Linked DNA regions of Homo sapiens: regions 1 and 2 are each linked to region 3. The links are chromatin loops, found by intact Hi-C in ENCODE. Cell type or tissue: IMR-90. All regions are shown on one strand. Links, peaks and the distances in the headings refer to the core of each region. The heading gives the core; the rest is flanking DNA.

Region 1 (5,550 bases), core at 249-5,248, 200 kb before region 3:
TTTCGTTTTGAAGTTCCCCCTTTCTGCCAGTGCTTTGCCTGAGGTTACGGAGTGGTCAAGCGAGGCCAGCAGGGCGTGGAGACCAGGAGGAAGCTGGGCTGCAGTTTCATTCACAAAAACACGACCCGCCCGCTTCCTGTGTCCTGCCTGGGCTGCCCGGCCCGCAGCCCTACAGCCAGTTCACAGGGTGTTTGCAAGTTTGCAGGGGCCAGTGAGGGTGCTCCTGGGGTTTAAGAGGCTTGAGTTTGTCCACCCCACGGCCTCTGTCAGGACCCCCCCTTCCCGCCACTATGCTTCTGTCTCCCACGGTGCCTCCCAGCTCACCCCCACAGGGGCCTGGCGCAGAGCCTCAAACTCAGGATTCTATAGGAGCTGAGGGTTGGGTCTGAGCACCTTGGCGCTTCCCCTGGCCCCACTGACCCATCCTTGTTTCAGCACAGAGCTGGGAGGCCCAGGGAGGATGGCCTCTGCTGACTGGTCCAGCTCCCTCTGTGGTTCCCACCTCTCAGTGTGGGGTGGATCCAAGGGGGAGGGAAGAGAAGGGGATGGGAAGAAAACGATGCCTGTTGGGGCACAGGCTCCTAAACCCAACCTCGTATCGCCTCCTGCGAGTAGCTTCCAGGTGTCCACAGGGAGCCCGGGGTCATGCTGGCATCATTCATTCTCCACGCATCAGATGATCCTGTGGCCCCTCAGTGCCAGGCCCCACTGGCCCTCTGCGCACATCAGTGACTCTGATGTTCTCCCCCACCGCATGCTGCCAATCTGATGGTGGAGACAGAACAGCAGTCCCGGATGGTAAGGACGCCCAGTGCCAACCCCCCTTAGCAGGGGAGATGCAGAGGAGGGGGGCCACCCAATCTGGGCATCACAGAAGCCTCCCTGGAAGAGGGGGCATCCGAGCAGAGCCTGAAGGATGAGATACCAGCTAGGGGAAGGGACTGGCTGGGAGGAGAGGCAGGGAGGGGTCTCCAGGCAGAGAGACAGCAAGTGCAAGGCTTGAGTGCAGGAGAGACCCTGGTGTGTCGGAGCTGGAGAGGAGTGTGTGGGGGGTCTGGGTGGTGTGGAGCGGGGATGGAGGCCAGGCCAGGGGGTCGGCCAGGCTGAGTGGCTTGGACATTTTACTGAGCACGGTGAGGAACCCCTGCAGGCTTGTGTGCTTGGCTGGCCCCGCCCGGCTGACCACAGCTTCGTGCAGCACAATGCACATGGCACTGTGTTGGGGTCTCCTATCCAGGGTCTCATTTCACCCTGGTGCTGCCCCTGTGAGGAGGCGTTGTCTCTCCTTCTGCAGTTGAGGAAACTGAGGCCTAAGAGGCAAGTTCTGTCCAAGGTCATGCAGTAGGTGCTCCCGGAGTCATCCGAATCGCAGTCCAGGGGTCTCTCGCCACCCTCCCTGACCCTCTGGCCATGGCTGCTGCGGGGATGAAACCATCACAGGGGCAAGGCACTTTGAAATGTGAAAGCTCTGTGGTGTCATGATGATAAAAACACAACAGGAAGAACGCAACCCATTTTGGTTTTATGAGGCTGAGCTGCCCCTCTGGAACTCCCTCTTATCTGGGGATCTCAAGGCACTGGGAAGGTCCACAGACCACTCCTAGAAGCACTGGGAGGCAAGCTCAGGCCAGGCAGGAAGTGGCAGGCACTGCTCATTCTCTGCCGTCCCAGTCCTCCTCCCCTCAGAATCGACCCCTCTCCCCAAGCCAGCTGGTGCGAGAATGGGGAGCTCGGGTCCTCCCCATCCCCAGCAGGTGAGGAACAAAGACCAGCAGCAGCAGGAACGGGACTAAGGACTCCACCATCCTGGAGACAGAGAGGGGTGGAGGCATTGGCAGTTCTGCCTGGTTTAGAGTTTTCTGGGTTCAGATCCTGTCTGTCCCTTGAGACTATGAGCTCCTGAAAGTCATGGACCATGCGTGTCTGAGTCACTGGGGCCTGCTGGGATGAGCACGGCTTGATGGCTGGAGAGGAGGGAGTAGGGTGTGGAAGGCTGAGGGTCAGGGGGAAGTCACAGGACTGGCTACCCTGTCAAGGCTTCCTAGGGTTTGTTTAATGAATAAGGAATTGATGGATGAATTATCCACTAACCGAAGGGTATGAATTCCAGACAGATATGTGGAAGGATAAATGGATAAATGAATGTGTGGATGGTCTAAGGGAAGATGGATGAGTGGGTGGATGGATGAAGGGATGGGTGGATGGATAAGTGATGAATGAATGCACGGATGATGGATGGATGGATGGATGGATGGAAGGGTGGAAGGATGGATGGAAGGGTGGAAGGATGGATGGAGGGATGAACAGATGGAAGGATGGATTGATCAACGATGGATGAATGTGTGGATGTGGATAGATGGATGAATGCATGGACAGATAGATAGTGGATAGATGTTATAGGGGGTTGGTAGAAAGTGAAATAAGCACCTGGGTCATCTCAGGCATATGGGCAATGTGAGATGCTTCTAGCAGAGACTATGATGAGGCTCGCTTGGGATATGGGCAACATGAGACGCTTCTAGCAGAGACCGTGATGGGGCTCGCTCGGGATATGGGCAATGTGAGACGCTTCTAGCAGAGACTGTGATGGGGCTCGCTTGGGATATGGGTAATGTGAGATGCTTCTAGCAGAGACTGTGCTGGGGCTTGCTCGGCTTCACAGATGGAAACTTGGCATGCGTGGCACAATGCCCATGTCCTCCACCAACTAGAAGACCAATGGTTTGTCTAGGACCAAGAGACTCGGGTCATTTTCTTGGTTCAGCCTTATCAGCCCCTTGACCATGGCCAGTCTTCTCCCCTCCTGGCCTTGGTTTCCCGTCTGGATTATGGGGATTTACTGGATGAGATGGGCCTCTATGGTGGAGTGTCCAGGTTTTCCTAGGAGGAGGGGCAGCACCCCCGCCTCTCTCTTCCGCTCACAGGCCTTCCCTCACTCCATTCCCAGGCTCAGCCAAGGCACCTGCCATGCACCCTCTTTCCCACCATTTTCTAAATGTCTGGGCATGAAGCCAGCAGGAGAGATGGGCCCTGGGGAAAGGGAAGCTGGCCCCTGCTGCAGGGTGGGCAGGCTGGGGACCACTGTGGCTGCAGACAGCTGCTCAGCAGGCCCTTGGCAGGCTCCAGCTGAGTCACCCTGAGTCACCACTGTCACCTCCTACCACACATTCCTTCATTCATACAGTGTCTACCCCTGAGGCCACCTCCCTGAAATCTCACTGGGCAGTTGCCAAGGGTGTGGAGGGCACTCAGGCCTGCCTGATGGGCCCCTGGCAGGGAGAGAGGGCTGGGCAAGATGACCTCCGGGAAGGTGTGGACACCCTCTGGGTCCCTTCCAGCCCGGGAGCCCTCTGACCTCACTGGGCTGGGTTCCCTGCAGATGGGAGGGCTAGGTGCCTGTCTCCTTGAGGCCCCTTAGCAGTCATTTGGAGGAACACTGGGCCCCTCAGCTCACTAAGATTCACTGGGATGAGGAGAGGAAAGTGACTCACCTGCCCCCCTTGCCTGTCTCCTCAGCAGCCACACCCAGGCTAGGCTCTCCCGCAGAGGGCCTGTGGCCCCTTTGCAGTGGACCAGGCCAGCTCCGGAGTGGGCAGCCCTGCTCTGTGTCTGTCCCAGCGCTTCCTTTCTGTAGGGTGTGGGGCAGGCCATGCACGGCTCCAGGCCTCCGTGTCCTCGTCTGTAGTCGGGCTGTCGGCAGGCACCGCCTCTGGTGACTTGTGTGGGCACCTGGTGCTCCTCTGTCCCTCCTGGGGCCAGGAGTGTCCCACAGCCCTCTGACCTGCAGGGCTCACCTCTGGCAGGTCCTGAGTCCTGGTGTCAGATGCCACCAGGAACACAATTCTGGGCCTGAGAGGTGAGCCTCTCTCCAACTGGAAGCCTGGGCTACACTAAGAGCTTAGGGACCCAGGGTGGTGAACCCTGAGTGCTGGGCTCCCAGGGGTGGGAAGAGAGAGGCCGGGGTGGTAGCCTGGCCCCCACACAGTAGGTGCCAGGTAGGGCAGCCGCTGGGAGCCTGGCACGGGGCCTGGGGCCAGGCTGGGGCTGGTGGTCTCAGGGTCCATGAGGCCCATACATCAGCCTCTGAATTTGCCATGGCAGGAACCTGGGACACAGGAAGCCGGCACCGCTGAGCACCCTGTCCTTTTCATTCATTTCCTCTCCCGCTAACCCCAGTCAAGCCTTCTGTGGCAGGCACCGCTCTGCACTGAGGATTTATGTCAATGAAATTGACTTGGGTCCCTGTCCAAGGGGGTCTGCATTCTATTGAGGGGAGACGGAAGACAGGCAGTAACCATAGTCACATGGCCTGGCCTGCTATGGAGGCAATCAGAACCTTGGGAAAGAGAAAGGAGAGTGAGGGAAGAGGGTGCTCTCTGAGAAGGGCTTTGGATGGGATCGGGGGGGCACGGTGAGCAGGGATGGGGGGTGTCTGGACAGCGCACCCCGCTGTGGAGCAGTAGGGAGGCTGGCAGAGGGGACCAAATCTGGGAAGTGGCTAGATCCTGCACAATCTCCCATCTCCCAGGGAGGCTGACATGGGACCAGTTTTCTGGGATGGCCCCACGTGCTCTAGTGTATTCTTTTTTTTTTTTTTTTTTTTCGCAGCAGCACCAGAAACATATACACTTTATTGAATGCTATTGTAGAAAAGTGTGTGAAGATAAAGGGCTGATAACAGGACTTGGCTCCGGGGGCAGGGCGAGGAATGGAAGGTGGAGTACGTGGGATACAGGTCATGGGCAGAGCTCCTGGCCTCAATGATGCCTCCTGATCTATCGATGGGCTTGGATGATCAACACTGGGATGACGATGAGCAGAATGGTCGTGAGGATGCCCAAAATCAGGGCCCAGATGTTCAGGCACTTGGCGGTGGAGGCATAGGCCTGGGCCCCAGTCAGGTCGCCAACCATCTTCCTGTCCCTAGACTACACGGAGTAGGCGAATGCCTTGAAGCCCGGGCGGCAGGGGTTCATGAAGAGGGCGTTGAACAGGGACCAGACAACATGGTCGGGCACGGAGGTCTCGCTGCGGATGTGGATCACAGTGGATGTCGGGGGAGCAGGGTTGTGGGGTGCCCCCGCACAGCCACGTCGTGTTCCTCCTTGAGCATCTCATAGTTGGGGGGGCTGGCTGCTGTTGACAGGAGAGAAGAAGGTTTGGACAGTGTGGTTCATGGTGTCCAGCGAAGACCAGTGGTGGTCGGGTTTCTGGGGTGATTCTCAGTGGGCCCTCCCTTTCCCTAGTAGTTTCGTTTTCTCCGCTCTAGTGTATTCTTATGGGGCCCCCTTCTCCTCTCAAAGGGTGAGTTTGTTGGTCCTACCCTTGCAGGACTTTTTAAGGCCTTTGGCTTTCGCTTGAATGGATTAGGGAGCAGGGGAAGGATGGGTCCGACTCAGGCTGCTGAAAGGATGCTCTGCCTGCCAGGTTGAGAAGGGACTGGGGGATGGGGTTAAGGGTAGATTTATGATCTGTGATCCTAATATCCATTTTCTGATGATGCCCCTCAGCTCTGGGGACACAGAGGTGGGGCAGACGAGGTCTTCCCCA
Region 2 (5,550 bases), core at 249-5,248, 160 kb before region 3:
TCCTTCCCTCCCTAACTCTGCAGCAGCCACGCTGGGCACCCCTCCTGTAGCCTCATCCTCCCCAGGACTCAGCCGAGGACTCCTGGCTGGGGGACCCCTGATGGTACCTCTGCGCCTGCCTCCCCCACAGCAGAGCCTCTCTGATGCCCTGCCTCATAGCTCCCAGAAGCTTCTGGACTGTGAACTCTGGTCTCTGCCTCTTGAGCTCAGTGGGACCACTCTGCTCTGTGAGGCCTCCTGCCTGCTGAGCCATGGGGGGAGATGGTCTCCAGGGGTGGCATGGCTGGCTCCTGAGCGCCCTGCCTCTCAGCATCAAGTCATGCACTGCTTGCTGTTCACTGCCCGCCCAGAGTTGTCTCAAACATGCTGTCCAGTTCAATCATGTGTGTTTGCAGTGGGATGGCCCGTCCAGCACTAGTTACCCCAACACGGCTGAAAGTGGAAGAGACCCAGAGTGTTTTAATCAATTTACTGAACTCTACCTAGAAATACAAGCCAAAGGTGGACACCCCTATAAAATAAGCCATTCTCCATGGGGTGCAAGGATGAAGTGTAGGGCCATGGGCCAGTGTGTGACTCCACAGGGCATTAGGGAAGAGGATGGCGTATTAGTCTGCTCTCATGCTGCTAGTAAAGGCAGACCTGAGACTGGGTAATTTATAAAGGAAAGAGGTTTACTGGACTCACAGTTCCACATGGCTGGGGAGGTCTCATAATCATGGCAGAAGGCGAAGGAAGAGCAAAGGCACATTTTACATGGCGGCTGACAAGAGAGTGTCTGCAGGGGAACTCCCCTTTAAAAAACCATCAGATCTCATGTGACTTACTCATTATCACGAGAACAGCATGGGAAAAAAACCCATGAATCAGTGACCTCCCACTGGGTCCCTCCCACGACATGTGGGGATTATGACAATTCAAGGTGAGATCTGGGTGGGGACACAGAGCCAAACCATATCAGATGGGCTCCTCCAAACTGGGGGCATGTTGAACACAGTGCCTGGTACATGGGAGGAGATGACGACAGTGTCCCCTCTGTGGAAAGATGGGTCCTGCTGCATAGCTAAGCTCCCTAGAGCCTCTGCCTCCTGCCCAGAGCCTACATCTCTCATGGCTTCAAAGGAAACTTCTGGAAGCACAGATGGCCCAGCATCCTAGAAGGGCTTCCCCTGCAGGTCAGAAAGTCACCCTGAAAGCTCTCAGTTCAGGGCAGCCATCTTTGGGCTCTTCCCAGCATTGGCTGTGAGGGGATTCCAATGACAGCCTCCCCTCCATATGTAGGACACACCTGTGCATACATAACTCTTTCCTGTTTAACATGCTGTGGGCACAGAGACAATGCTCCATGAGGAAACCATGACCCAACCTTTACCCCATCCTCGGATAAGGAAATGGAGGCCCAGAGAAGGAGCCACCTGAAGCCACGCCACGAGCCAGGATGAGACCCCGGCAGCAGGTGCTCTGTTTCTAGCACACCCCAGCTGGTCTTTTCATTGAGTGCACAGATTTTTTTTGAGGCACAAATGCAGTAAAGTTTCATTTATGCATTTGCCCATTCATTTGTCTTAGGACTGAGATGGCAGAGGGCTCCCAGACTTCCCTCTGCCTCCCCCTGCAGGGGTCTGGCTTTACCCTCGGTCTCTTCTTCTTCCTCCCACCTCCTGGAGGAAGTTTCTGTCCTTGCCCCTTGGTGTTTTGGGCCTTTTGGGATGCAGATTTGGGATGGAGAAGCACGTTGGAGAAGGAGAGCAGGAAGCAGGCTAGTGAGGGCCATGCCTGTTGCTGGAGTACATTGGTATAGGCCCTGTGTGCCCATTATGGGGTTTGAGAGGTGCAAGGTAATAGCTGGAGACATTCTGAAATTAGTTTTGAGGTTCTGGAGGGGACACACCGCTGGCTGGTGAACTCGATCACATTCCCAACTCTTTTAGGCCCAGTACCTCCCATTACAGAGGACAGAAGAGCCAAGCGCTGCTGTTTGCAGCTTCTTCAACCACTGGGGGTGGCCATGTAACCCATTCTGTCCGTTTCCCACAAGTCTTTTGGGAACTTCTGGGAAAGGTTTTTTGTTTGTTTGTTTTGTTTTGTTTTTGTTTTTTCTTTCCTGATTAAAAAAGAAGATACACATACCTGAAACTGTCCTTCCTCTTCCTTCCTACCTTGAAGGTGGAGGCAATGCCCAGAGCTGTGGCAGCCACCTTGCAGCCGTGAAGCACCAGTGGGAATGACAGTCAAGAGAACCACGGAGATGCCAGCCCCTGGACCCACAGCAGCAGCACCTGCTTCCAGACTCAGAGTGTGAGAAAAAAATAAACTCCTATTTGTTTATGGCAAGGTTAGTTGGGGTATCTGTTGTTTGTTATTGAAAGCATTCCTAGCTGATGCATAGACTCTGTGTGTGTGTGTGTTTAACCACAGCACTGAGACTGGACCGCAAGGGGCATGGCTCCAACAGGGTTATGTGTCTTTTTTTTTTTTTTTTTTTGAGACAGAGTCTTGCTCTGTTGCCCAGGCTGGAGTGCAGTGGCACGATCTTGGCTCACTGCAAGCTCTGCCTCCCGGGTTCATGGCATTCTCCTGCCTCAGCCTCCCAAGTAGCTGGGACTACAGGCACCCGCCACCACGCCCGGCTAATTTTTTGTTTTTTATTAGAGACGGGGTTTCACCGTGTTAGCCAGGATGGTCTCGATCTCCTAACCTCATGATCCACCCGTCTCAGCCTCCCAAAGTGCTGGGATTACAGGCGTGAGCCACTACGCCCGGCCAAAATCTTGGTTATGTGTCTTTTGACAAATATGTGTTGAGCACCTGCTGGTGACAGGCATGGGGTCGGCGGAGGTTATAAGGCAGATGGACACTTGCCTCCGGAAGTGGGGGTGGAGCAGACAGGGAACGTATGCCCTTGAGGGATGCGAGGCCACGACAGGGGAGTGGAAGGGAGTGGTGCCTGCATCTGATCTGTTCTGGAGGCTCTGGGGAAATGACACTGGGGCTTAGGCATTGTTATAGATTGAATTATGTCTCCCTAAATTCATTTGTTGTAGTTCTAACCCCAACACCTCAGAATGTGACCTTATATGCAGATAGGGTCTTTACAGAGGTAGTTAAGTCAAAGTGAAGTCGTTTGGGTGGGCTCTAATCCAATCTGATGGGTGGCCTTGTAATGAGGGGAAATGTGGTCACAGAGAGAGGCACGGGGATAAGCCAAAGAGAGAGGCCTTGGGGGAACTGACCCTGCCCATACCTTGATCTTGGACTTCCAGCCTCTGAGACTGTGAGATGATAAACATCTGTTGTTGAGGCCATCCAGCCTGCAGTGCTTTGTTACAGTAGCCTGAGCAAAGGAATACCCACCTGGAAGATGGGCATAAATTCACAAGAAGGGAGGGGAGGTGTTTGGGGGATCAGCAGGTGCAAAGGCAGCAAGAGAGTCCTGTGCCCTGGAGAAACAAGGGGCAGGCCGTGCACGATGGGGCAAGGCCAGACACAGGCAAAGGCCAGTCCTGCAGGCCTGGGGGTCCCCGCCCAGGCAGTGGGTTCTTTCCTGGGGATGGTGGCAGGGACACAGAAGGGAACAGAGAGGACAGCCTGCTCCAATATTCCCAGGCATTGCTGTTCATATGATGGGGTCAGAGGCTAAGTCCAGGCAAAGCGAGCCAGGAAAGAGTCAGAAAGGAGCCAGAGTGGGCGTGAAAGACCTGCTGCTTTCACAGGACAGGGGCTGGGTCCCAGGCCCCCAGCCTCATGCCATCGTCTGCAAAACAGCCAGGGCCGCGTGCTTCTGTCTGAAGGGCTGAGCCTTGAGGTGGCCTGAGCCGGAGGCCCCTCAGCTCCCTGGGGACCAGAAAGTCCGCTGACAGCACCTCTGAGGAAGCAGTTGCGCATTCTGGGCTAAGCTGCCAGTGCACAAGGAGGGAACCACATACCAGCCAGCCCCATCTGACACGGCGCATTTGCACTGAACCAGAGGGAATACTTCCTTCCTAAAGGTAGAATGAATCCTAAACAGCCAAAGAATTGTAATCATCCATCGCCATACCCACGGCACACTCTTCGATCTTCCATTTTGCCACTTATCATTGTTGGGTTGATTTGCAAACTTGGAGGTGGCATGCAATTCTGCTGTGTGGAATCAACTCCCTGCTGGTCAGCTCTGAGGGACCCATTTGTTACCTGGTCATGGGATGGGGACTCCCAAGCATCTCCTGCTGACCAGCCTCCATCCCTGAGTGAGGAAGGTCCTGGTGCCAAGCTTGATGCCAGCTGTCACACACAGTCTAGGCTTCCTAGCAGCCCTGTGCCTTGGGGCCACTATCATCCCTGTGTTACAAGTAGGGAAACTGAGGCTCTAAGAGGCCAAGTACCCTGCCAGGTTAAGCAGCTCCCACCCTTGGCCCACTCCACTGCCTGTGCTGCCATCAATCCCTGGGGACTCTTCCTGGTGTGCCCCGTGTTCTTCCCATGTGAAAGGACCAAGGTACCAGCATCTCAGGAATCCAGGCCCCTCTGGCTGTGGCCTCCCTCAGCATTGCTGCTAAATGTAAAGCCAAGAAGGTGCAGACAGCAGCTTTGGGCTTCCCGAGACCCCTTTGGGCCAGAACGTGCAGCCGGCAGGCGGTGAAGCAGCGTGATTTCTGTGTCCGATCCCCGTGACCTCTGAGATGCGGAGGAGACGGAGGTGCAGCAGGGCCACAGCAACTCACTCATTCCCTGACCCATTCCTTCCTTCATTCATTCACTGTGGACTCTGCCAGCAAACCCCTGAGGCAGCAGCTGGATCTTGGTCTTCATCGAGGACTAGCAGGAGAGGACAAAGTGAGACCAGAAGTGACCGCTGCACCTCGTGTGACAAGCTGGAGGTTCTATGAGTCCTCTGACAGGGGCAGGCCTGGCCTGGGGGCCCAGAAATGCTTTGTGATGAGAGAGTCAGTGAGCTGAGAAGGGGTGGGAGAGAATGGCCAGGGAAGAGATGAGGGTGTTCTGGAAGGGATGGTGTTTACAGTTGAATTATACCCCCTCCCAAAGGTGTATGTTGGAGTCCTGACCCCCAGTACCTCAGAGTGTGACCTTATATGGAGATAGGGTCTTTATAGCGTAATCAAGTCAAAGTGACGTTATCAGGGTGGGCCTCAATCCAACATGGCTGTTGACCTGATAAAAAGGGGAGATTTGGATGCAGAGATGCGTATGGAAAGACAACCATGGGAGGACTCAGGGAGAAGATGCCATCCACAGGCCATGAAGACAGGATTTGGGGGGAACCAGCCCTGCTCACTCCTTGTCAGATTTCTAGCCTGCAGAACTGTGGGATGATAAATGTCCGTTTTCGCACTGCTATATAGAACTACCCGAGACTGGGTAATTTATGAAAAAGAGGTTTAATTGACTCACAGTTCCACATGGCTGAAGAGGCCTCAGGAAACTTACAGTCATGGCAGAAGGTGAAGGGGAAGCAAGCACCTTCTTCATAAGGTGGCAGGAGGGAGAGCAAGGAGTGGGGACGTGGCACACCTTTAACCCATCAGATCTCCTGAGAACTCACTCACTATC
Region 3 (5,550 bases), core at 340-5,339:
CTGAGCCATGAAGGCTTTGCCATCTGACCCCTGCTCTGCACAGGAAGAAGCAGGAGATGGCACAGATGGGCATAGAGCCAGAGCCACCCCAGCCCTGCTGCAGGACCAGCCCTCAGCCGCGTTATCAGTGCCCATCTGAGTCAACTGTGCACAAAAACAGGAAGACTGGGACAAGATCTTTCACCTTCCTTCGATTGTCATCATCCAATTGTTCTTCCCGCGGTGACGCCATCCGGCAGCTTCACCGATATTCCTCTCTGGCATGACAGGGCCAGGCCCACCCCCCACAGAGGAGACAAGGAGGCGGAGAAGCCAGCCTTTCTGCAGGGCATAGGCACAGGGCTATGTGGTTGCCAGATGCACAGAAAGACCCTCAACCACAACCTGGGCTTTCAGGGCAAACCCAAGGGGCTTTTCGTGACTATGCCGGGGGCGTGGAAATGACTCCTCAAAATGCAGCACTTGCGGCAACAGGGGAGCAGCCCTGCCAGAGAGGCCCAAATCCTGGACTCAAGTGCCTGCTGCATGGCAGGTGGTCCCGGACAGTGAGGGCCCTCTCAGAGGAAAACATGGTGAGACCTGGGATCTGGGCTTTGACAACTGGCCAGTAAGATTGAGGCTGGCAGGCTTGTGGGCACAATTGGCCACAGCAGCCGCTGCACTCCTGGAAGAGCTGCATGAGGAGTAGGTGGCTTCCCCAGAGTCCCCACCTCCAGCAGGAAAGCATGGACAGGAACCAGAGGGGCTGGAACCTCTGGAGACCTGGTAGGGAAAGGCCACCCAACCCCCCGGTGCTTCTAGGAAGATTTTTCAATGTATGATTCTGACCAGTGGGAAGTTGCCACAAAGCCCTGGGGCTGGAAGAAGCCATGCACCAGGATAGCAGGTCTTAAGTGAGGAGGGCAAGGACAAAGATGAATCAGGACACCCACCCAGAGCCCGGAAGGTGGAAGAAGCTGCCCTCACCTCACCAGCCCCTGCTAGATACTCACACACTCACACACATGGGTGTGCAGGTGCACACACGCATGCACACACACACACACACACACACAGGGGCTGCTGGGAAGTGAGTGGGTCCCTGCTCCCTGTGGAATATGTGAAGCCACTTGGGGCCAGCTGGGCTTTGCCACATCATTCCCGCCTGTGAAAGAGGCCTCTGAGGTTCTGGTGCCACCTGGATAATTCAAAGCCCATCCAGCCTGGGGTTGTCCCCCTACCAGGATCTTCCCCAGGGCTTTGGAGGCCTCACCCTTCCTGGCCTCCAGGGGCTCCATTCATGTCCAGCATAAACACATGGCCGGGAGGGGAGGCTGGCTTTGCTGATCCCAGGGCCCAGACGTTCACAACTGGGAACTTGAAGGGTGTGGGGCCGAGTCCCAGCTCCTACACCTCTGTCCTCACCTCTGCACCAGGCCTGAGATCCCTGGTCCTAAGTACCTCCTGGGGATGATGTGAGCTCCGGGAAGAAAAGAGGAGGCAGGGCTTGATGACAGGAGCTCCTGGGGCAGGTGGGGCAGCTGGGATGACCGTGCTGGTGGCAGACTTTGAGGGGCACGGGATGCCTTGCTCTCCTCCACCCGCAGGGCTTTAACAATATGCAGCAAGCTCAGCTGGGTTTGGGAGGCCATGACAGCCCAAGCCCCCTGCAGCAACAGTGAATGTTTCTCCTGACCAAGATTGGCTGGGAAGAGACAGCAGCGTGCCATCGGGTGAAGAAGGTGGGTTGTGCAGAAAATTTCAGCTACAAGCGACAGAACACCAATTTAAACTGGTTACAGCCAAAAGGAGAGGGTTAATTGATGTAGAAGAGCTTCAGGCATAGCTGGTTCCAGGAGTCTGTCATCGGAACTTGGGGTCTCCATCCCTCCTTCTCTAGCTCTGCTTTCCCGTGTTGGTATCACTCACAGGCAGACTCGTCCTTCTGTCTTTTCCTTCTAGTCCAAGACGGGCATGGCGCCAGAGCCATCCTTGTCCCGGGTGGCCACCTCGCCAGCTGCAGAACCAACTTCCGGCAGCATTATCCGTGCTTTCCTGAGTTGACGAGCACCATGCACTCAGGGGAGCTCTACCTTGCTTTGAGGGTGGTTTGGATGTTCTCTCTTCCCTCTCTTTTCTTTCTGCCCCCAACAGAGAGACAGTTGTGGGGACAACTGAAGGGGCTTGGTACTGGCATCTGGAGGGCAGAGGCCAGAGATGCTGCTAAATACCCTACAGGGCCCAGGACAGTCCCCACAGCAGAGAATTATCCGGCCGCATTGCAGGATAGAGAAATCCTGGGACAAGTGGCTGTGGACGTCCAGGTGTGGTCATTCCTCCAGCCACAGCAGGCTTTCAGAAGTTGTCCTGAGACTGCAATGCAGGGGGGCACTGTACTCAGGAGCAGGGTGGTCCCCACCTGGGCTGAGGACAGATCTTTGGGAGGCAGCAGTGGCCTGAGCCCTGGACCAGGATGCAGGGGTCCCGGCTCTCGTTCTCCCTCATTCCCCCACTGCTCAAATGTGTCACTCCTGCCTTGCCACCCCCATTTACTTGTCTGAGGCAGGAGCTGATCTAGGAGCTGGGGAACCACTCACAGGTCTTGGGCAAAGGTCAGTGCCTGCATAGACTTGGCCAGCACAGTGTGCTTGAGCCCACCATCTCAGCCTCCTCACCACGGGGATTGTGCGGCCAGGGAAGTGCTGGCTTGCTTCCAGGTTGGTTTGGGTGTTTTCTATTTCCTCTCTTCTCGTGGCGCCCACCCGCCCCCCCGCCCCGCCCTGCCCCAGGTTCCCATTGAAATGCCGGCCAAAAGGACAGCTACACAGGCAGTTCCAGACCGCAGCCTTCCAGGGCCCTGCTCTGAGCAGCTGCCTGAGAGTCCCAGGCCGGGCGTACATTGTTCCATTTTTGGAATTCTTCGGGAGTGAGAGCAGCCTCGGCTGTCAACAGTGCTCTGTTCACAGAGGCCGGCCCGGCAAAGGAGAGAGGGCGAGCTATTGTCCAGGGCTGGGCTGCGGGCTGCAGGAATGTGCTGGAATGCCGGCCCGCATGGCACAGTCCCAGAGCGGGGCCTTTGTGTGCAAACACCACCGGGCAGCAGGGCCATCACATAAATAACGATGACCTCACCCCCAGATATCAGGCTCTGTGGTGGGATGGGGTGGGGGCGGGGGCCGGCCCCCAGAAAGGAGACCACAGGGGAGGCGCACCCTTCCCCACACACAGGGCACTGCAGCAGCCTCTGTGCAGGAACGCCAGCCAGAGTGGGGTTGGGGTGGATGTCTGCCCCTGGAAGCAGGCTGCATTTACTGTCTGGGGCCAATTGATACCCCTCAGTGCCTGAGACCTGGGCATCAGGACTCAGAGCCTCAACTCCAAAGGGTCCTGATGAAAATGCTGGTATAGGTATAGGCAGTTCAGGTCCAGGTGCAGAGGTGCAGGTATGGGCATGTGCAAGTTGCAGGTATAGGCGGAGGGGTGCAGGTATAGGCAGAGGGGTGCAGGTATAGGTGGAGGGGTGGAGGTATAGGTGGAGGACTGCAGGTATAGGTGGAGGGGTGTGGGTATAGGTGGAGGGGTGCAAGTGTAGGTGGAGGGGTGCAGGTATAGGCGGAGGGGTGCATGTGTAGGTGGAGGGGTGCAGGTATAGGTGAAGGGGTGCAGGTATAGGTGAAGGGGTGCAGGTATAGGTGGAGGGGTGCAGGTATAGGTGGAGGGGTGCAGGTATAGGTGGAGGGGTGCATGTATAGGTGGAGGGGTGCAGGTATAGGTGAAGGGGTGCAGGTACAGGTGGAGGGGTGCAGGTATAGGCGGAGGGGTGTAGGTATAGGTGGAGGACTGCAGGTATAGGCGGAGGGGTGTGGGTATAGGTGGAGGGGTGCAAGTGTAGGTGGAGAGGTGCAGGTATAGGCGGAGGGGTGCATGTGTAGGTGGAAGGGTGCAGGTATAGGTGAAGGGTTGCAGGTATAGGTGAAGGGGTGCAGGTATAGGCAGAGGGGTGCAGGTATAGGTGGAGGGGTGCAGGTATAGGTGGAGGACTGCAGGTATAGGCGGATGGGTGTGGGTATAGGTGGAGGGGTGCAAGTGTAGGTGGAGAGGTGCAGGTATAGGTGGAGGGGTGCATGTGTAGGTGGAGGGGTGCAGGTGTAGGTGGAGGGGTGCAGGTATAAGTGAAGGGGTGCAGGTACAGGTGGAGGGGTGCAGGTATAGGCGGAGGGGTGTAGGTATAGGTGGAGGACTGCAGGTATAGGTGGAGGGGTGCGGGTGTAGGTGGAGGGGTGCAGGTGAAGGTATGTGCAAGTGTGGGTAGGTGGAGGGATGGAGGTATAGGTATGTACAAATGTGAGTATAGGTGGAGGGGTGCAGGTACAGGTGAAGGGGTGCAGGTACAGGTAGAAGGGTGCAGGTTCAGGTGGAGGGGTGCAGGTATAGGTGGAGGGGTGCAGATATAGGTGGAGAGGTGCAGGTACAGGTGGAGAGGTGCAGGTACAGGTGGAGAGGTGCAGGTATAGGTGGACGGGTGCAGGTACAGGTATATGCGGGTGCAGGTACAGGTATATGCAAGTGCAGGTATAGGCAGGGGGATAGCGAGCCCTAGATACATCCCTGGGTGATGAGGCCCACTCCGCCTCCTCCAGGCTTGTCACCTCTGTGAGCTGCTGTACCTCCTTCCTCAGTAGAAAGGGGACCACAGAGATAAGTCATGCCTTCAGCACCTGCCAGCGGCAGGTGTGATGAGAAGGGTGTTTTCCCTCTGGGGTCTTCCTTCCCAAACCCCATAACCCAGTCCAACTATGAGATCAACTAAAGGGCATTCTGTGAAATCCTCAAAACCAGTCCTCAAAACTGGTGAGGATGTCACAAGCAAGCAAAGAGAGAAGCTGCCGCAGCCCAGGGAGTCTCAGGAAATGGGGTGACCCAGTGTCACGTGGGGCCCTGGATGGGGCTCTGGGACAGAAAAGGGTATTGTGGGAAAGCCAAACAAACTACAGACCTTAATTAACAAGAATGCATTGACATGAGTTCGTTAACTCTGACAAGCACACCCTACTAATATTAGATGTTCACAGTAGGGGAAGCTGGGTGTGGGGCACGCGGGAGCTCTTGCTGTGTCCGTAACTTCTCCGTGAAGCTGCAACTGTTCTAAAGTGGAAGGTGTGTAAAGCCGAATGGTTAAGAATCCAGCTCACCCTGGGACACGCAGCAGGTGCCCAGCCAGCGGCAGCCCTGACCATGAGACCAGCCCACCCCTTTCACTCTGTCTACTCAGAGAAGCCTCTTTGCTGTAACCCACACAGTGGTTGGAACTGTACAGACTTCATCATGAGGAGTAAGTGCAAGCAGGAGGTAGGAGTGCATTGGCGGGAACCTGCAGAGACTGGGCGAGTCCCTGTTCTGTCCCTTCCTGACTCCAGGGCTTGAGTGAGCGACACCACCTGCTTCTTGGGGCTGCTGTGGGGCAATGAGAAGACCCAGTGGGATTTGCAATGTAGGGCACACCTGCTCCACACTGCGACCAGAGCCCTTTCAACTCAGACCGAATCTGGAGGCGTCTCTGAGCCTGCTTTG

The links. Peaks named below come from ENCODE experiments on the same cell type or tissue, not always from the same donor. Only the 100,000 strongest peaks of a DNase experiment are listed, where the experiment ranks them.
Region 1: it touches region 3 in a loop (8-fold over the local background); 6 of 110 quality-filtered maps call a loop at or near these places.
Region 2: it touches region 3 in a loop (9-fold over the local background); 2 of 110 quality-filtered maps call a loop at or near these places.

The regions. Positions count from the first base shown.
Region 1 is chr11:69,298,631-69,304,180 of GRCh38, forward strand. It overlaps the pseudogene IFITM9P. Among named protein-coding and RNA genes, the nearest start is that of MYEOV, 7.3 kb to the left of the region's middle. RefSeq lists enhancers at 1-99, 1-112 and a silencer at 893-1,081. In IMR-90, for the core only: no CTCF peak of the experiment used is centred there; DNase peaks (open chromatin) are centred at 1,921, 3,141 and 3,491; H3K27ac peaks cover 3,624 bases.
Region 2 is chr11:69,339,344-69,344,893 of GRCh38, forward strand. LOC105369370 (a long non-coding RNA gene) reads left to right here. Exons shown (of 5, transcript XR_950269.4): 2 at 2,167-2,335. Among named protein-coding and RNA genes, the nearest start is that of MYEOV, 48 kb to the left of the region's middle. RefSeq lists enhancers at 1-3, 4-503, 3,151-4,083. In IMR-90, for the core only: no CTCF peak of the experiment used is centred there; a DNase peak (open chromatin) is centred at 2,388.
Region 3 is chr11:69,494,438-69,499,987 of GRCh38, forward strand. No RefSeq gene overlaps it. Among named protein-coding and RNA genes, the nearest start is that of LINC01488, 16 kb to the left of the region's middle. RefSeq lists enhancers at 1-3,329, 1,280-1,822, 2,002-2,817, 2,818-3,631, 5,165-5,550. In IMR-90, for the core only: no CTCF peak of the experiment used is centred there; DNase peaks (open chromatin) are centred at 2,594 and 2,924; H3K27ac peaks cover 1,062 bases.